Linked DNA regions of Homo sapiens: region 1 is linked to region 2. Evidence: read pairs that join two places in POLR2A ChIA-PET (ENCODE). Cell type or tissue: Panc1. All regions are shown on one strand.

Region 1 (2,500 bases), 170 kb before region 2:
AAGATCGCACCATTGCACCCCAGCCTGGGCAACAAGAGCGAAACTCCATCTCAAAAAAAAAAAAAAGAAGAAGAAGAAGAAAAAAAGAAAGCCACTTCACCAATTTGAACTTTGTCTCAAACTGGTGATCTAAAAAAATTCTCCAGAACCAACAAGAATGAGAAAAAGACAACATCTGAGATAAACAGCTTTCCTAAGACACTGGACTAATCCTGTATCTATATAAATGCTAAACATTAATAATTGTTAGTAGATGGAGAATATCTTTCTTTGAAGTTCCCACTAAATTTCTTTTTTTGTTTTTATGTCCCTAGTTCTTGGGCTTTCTTGCCACTATCAACAGTTATTGCCCATAGCAAACCTCTTCTTTCAGTGGGCTCAGGACCATGCTAGCAGATTACAGAAAAACACTTGTTGGGTATGTGGCCTCATGCCCTTCTCCAGTGGTTCTGCCTGCCATGGTGGATATCTCCTTTCCAAAGACAAGATTAGATAGAATGTCAGAAATATATCCATGTTTCTCAAGAACAGTGATCACTGCTTCATACTAGCATGACAAAGGATGACGTGCGTCACTGGCCTGTTAATAATACTATACAAAGCAAAGCACATGGGAAGAGCATTTCAGTAAAAGAGACCAATTTATTAGCTTTAATGCTGGCACTGACCCAACTGAGAGATAAAGCAACTGAATTTGGGGATGATATAATACAAATTCGGAACTGTTTTAGCTGGCTTACCTCCTCTTTTGGTCAGATTTAAGTTGGGAATGAAAGAATCACACCAAAGATACATGGCTCAATAGCACTAGAGATATGTGATGGATAACCAAGGAAATGTCTAACCACATCAGTATATCACACAGTACTGATTGACATGCCCCTGAATGGGCACAGAGAGTGGGTATTTACTGGCTAGCTCTAAATGGCTGTATCTTGGCTGTGTGGCACCAATCTGTGGTCACATTTACCCCTAGGATGGTTAGGACGGTGTTCTTTGGGTTATGCCTGGGCACAAGGTTGAGCAGTTCATATTCCTTCAAGGCCTGCAAATCTTCCTCATTTATAATATCAATGGGTTTGTTCTGTATCCCATCAGTATGATCATTTAGCTTCCATCTTTCTGCCCAACTGTGTATTGAGTATGCCATTTGGCATGTAGAGGCCCTAACCAACTATATAAAATGAGGCCCTAAATGATAGCTGCATGGTTATCTCGTTATTAAACAATGGCATTGCTCTTATGAGAAGGGCTGCAGACATACTCACTGCAGCCCAAGGAGAAACCTGTGCTGTCATAAAAACTGAGTGTTATGTCTGTACCCCAGATGAGTCAGATCATCACTAACTTAATCACCAATATGAAAGCTTAAAAAACTACCCTTTCAGATCCAATATCCTCTCTAAAAGATTGGCTGAGCAGCTGGTTTGGATCTTGCAGAATTTGGTGGTTACTTGTTCTCAAAACTATAATCCTTTGTTTTGTTTTGTCTTTACTGCTGCTGAGGCATTCTTTCACAATGTAGTCAATGCACAACTGAAAAAAACTAAAATAATTGTCATTCAAAGAATTGCATTAATTGAAGTTGTAGCCATGCAGCCTGACTCAGGTCTCAAAGCCACTTCCTTTATGTTGCTTTAAATTCAGCCTATACCCCATCAGCTTTAGAGCCTGACAAACTCCTTCTTCTGTGAGACATGACACTCTAAGAATTAGCCTTCCTAGTGATGTGGGATTAAACTCCTGAACCAAAAGGAGCCCAAACCATTTGAGTTTATCTACAAGACTTTCTTTGAAAGATCTTAATGAAAAGGGGAAAATGTGAAATTAAATAATTGTACTTAAAGCTGTCGTAACGTTAAATTATTCTGACCCTTAAGGGGGTATGTCTATACAGTCTGCTGCATTTTCTTCCTGTAAATAATTAGGAAGACCAGACAGCACCAGAGATAAGACTCCCTCAGATCACTATCCCTCCTCACCGAGTAATAATCTTCCTTGGAATGTAGCAATTTGTAACCAATCAAATCTTTGTAACTATGCACTGGTCTTGTATGGAAAGTGTAAAATTTCTCTGTCTCTGCCTACATAAGTAGGCATAATTCCCACATGTTGTGGGAGGGACCGGGTGGGAGATGATGGGGGCAGGTCTTTCCCATTCTGTTCTCGTGATAGTGAATGGGTCTCACGAGATCTGATGGTTTTAAAAATGGGAATTACCCTGCACAATCTCTCTCTTTGCCTGCTGCCATTTACATATGATGTGACTTGCTCCTCCTTGCCTTCAGCCGTGATTTTGTGAGGCTTCCCCAGCTACATGTAACTGTAAGTCCAATTAAACCTCTTTCTTTTGTAAATTGTGCGGTCTCAGGTATGTCTCTATCAGCAGTGTGAAAATGGACTAATCCATATGTGAAACCGTAACTTCTCCACTTTGGAATGCTGATTCCATTGGTTTGGAATTGGTGTTCCCAAGTGGCCATCCTCAAGCTTTCTGCTT
Region 2 (2,500 bases):
GTGAAGGAGCCCACTCTTGGGGACCTAGAATGTGGCCTCAACAGTAGTCCTGGGGTTGGGATTCTGGTTCAGCCACTAGGCAAAGGTATTTAATGACATTCATGTTCTTAGTGTATGTTGCCAATTTAGCAAAGCATCCATCGTTTTGAAGAAATAACAATTCAGAACTTTTTAAAACAGCTGTATTGAGATATAATTCACATATCACACAATTCAACCATTTAAAATAGACTGTCTAGTGGTTTTTAGTATGTTCTCAGAGTTGTACAACCATCACCACTATCAATTTTAGAACATTTTCATCACCCAGTAAAGAAACTTCTTAACCATAAGTAATCATTTTTCATTTTTCTCTTCTCCCTTATTCTGCTCTCCCCCACCATATACCTCCTGGCCCCAGGCAATTACTTGTCTAATATCTGTCTCTATATATTTGCCTATTCTGGTTTTTAGCTCTTTTTTTTTTCTTGGGGGAGACAGGGTCTGGCTCTGTGCCCCAGGCTGGAGTGTAGTAGTACAATTATGGCTCACTGCAGTCTCAAACTCCTGGGCTCAACCAATCCTCCTGCCTCACCCTCTCAAGTAGCTGGAACCACAGGTGTGTGCCACTGCGCCCAACTAATTTTTGTATTTTTTGTAGAGATGAGGTTTTGCCACATTGCCCAGGCTGGTCTCAAACTCCTGGGCTCAAGAAATCTGCCTGCCTCGGCCTCCCAAAGTGCTAGGAGCACAGGCATGAGCCACCACACCCAGCAGTTCTTTTTATCTAACTGTAACTATATATCGTTGACCAGGATCTGCCTTCCCCGCTGCCCCCAAACACTTAAGCATCTGGTAACCACCATTCTACTATCTCCTATGAGATTTGCTTTTATAGATTCTAAATATAAGTGAGATCGTGTACTGTCTGTACCCGGCTTATTTCACTTAACATAATATTCTCCAGGGGTTCATCCATGTGGTTGCAAATGACAAGATTTTGTTCTTTTTTATTGCTGAATAGTACTCCATTGTGTATATGTCCATTTTGCTTATCCATTCATCTCTTGATGGTCACTTAGGTTGCTTCCATAACTTGGCTATAATGAATAATGCTACAGTGAACGTGGGAGTGCAAGATGCCTTTTTGATGTACTGATTTCATTTCCTTTGGGTAAATACCCAGTAGTGGGATTGCTGGATCATATGCTAGTTCTATTTTTAATATTTTGAAGAACCTCCATACTGTTTGCCTTAATGGGGATACTAATTTACATTTCCTCCAATAGCATACAAAAGCTTTTTTTTTCTCCGCATCCTTGCCAACACTTACCTTCTGTCTTTTTTTTTTTTTTTCCAAGAAAGGCCCAAACAAAGCTAATCTTTTGTCTTTTTGGTAATGGCCATTTTAACTGGTATGAGGTGACTGAGGTGATATTTCATTGTGATTTTGATTTTCATTTTCTTAATGATTAGTGATGTTGAACATTTTTTCATATACCTGTTGGCCATTTGCTTGTCTTCTTTTGAGAAGTCTATTCAGGTCTTTTGACCATGTTTTTTTTTTTTTTAATTAGAAAAATTATTTATTTCTGCTCCTTTCATACATCTTATTGTTCAGGAAACAGTCTTACATACATATCTGAAATAATCTACCGTCACACACTCTAGTTAAAGGCAAAGCACCATAGGTAAACCTGATCAGCTGTCCAGAGTTCTGAGCTTATGGAATCTTGCTTCTTGATTTTACGTTAATTTCTGAAAACAGAAACGCCATCTCCAAAAGGTGTTAAGGGGGTTGTAAAAAATAATCACTTTATTTGATATTACAGCTGTAAATATGGAGCTCTTTTTTTTTCTTTTTTACAGTTTTTTTTTTTTTTTTTAATTTTTTTTTATTGATCATTCTTGGGTGTTTCTCACAGAGGGGGATTTGGCAGGGTCATAGGACAATAGTGGAGGGAGGGTCAGCAGATAAACAAGTGAACAAAGGTCTCTGGTTTTCCTATGCAGAGGACCCTGCGGCCTTCCGCAGTGTTTGTGTCCCTGGGTACTTGAGATTAGGGAGTGGTGATGACTCTTAACGAGCATGCTGCCTTCAAGCATCTGTTTAACAAAGCACATCTTGCACCACCCTTAATCCATTTAACCCTGAGTGGACACAGCACATGTTTCAGAGAGCACAGGGTTGGGGATAGGGTCACTGATCAACAGGATCACAAGGCAGAATAATTTTTCTTAGTACAGAACAAAATGAAAAGTCTCCCGTGTCCACCTCTTTCTACACAGACATGGCAACCATCCGATTTCTCAATCCTTTCCCCGCCTTTCCCCCCTTTCTATTCCACAAAACCGCCATTGTCATCATGGCCCGTTCTCAATGAGCTGTTGGGTACACCTCCCAGACGGGGTGGTGGCTGGGCAGAGGGGCTCCTCACTTCCCAGTAGGGGCGGCCGGGCAGAGGCGCCCCTCACCTCCCGGACGGGGCGGCTGGCCGGGCGGGGGGCTGACCCCTCCACC

The links. ChIA-PET counts read pairs that join two places held together with the same protein. Peaks named below come from ENCODE experiments on the same cell type or tissue, not always from the same donor. Only the 100,000 strongest peaks of a DNase experiment are listed, where the experiment ranks them.
Region 1: POLR2A ChIA-PET joins it to region 2 with 5 read pairs; 4 of 35 experiments call an interaction of 5 or more read pairs at or near these places.

What each region holds. Positions count from the first base shown.
Region 1 is chr7:48,129,828-48,132,327 of GRCh38, reverse strand. No RefSeq gene overlaps it. Among named protein-coding and RNA genes, the nearest start is that of ABCA13, 40 kb to the left of the region's middle. In Panc1, no CTCF peak of the experiment used is centred here; no DNase peak of the experiment used is centred here; H3K27ac peaks cover 641 bases.
Region 2 is chr7:47,959,743-47,962,242 of GRCh38, reverse strand. It overlaps a transcript of PKD1L1 not described here. Among named protein-coding and RNA genes, the nearest start is that of PKD1L1, 13 kb to the right of the region's middle. In Panc1, no CTCF peak of the experiment used is centred here; no DNase peak of the experiment used is centred here.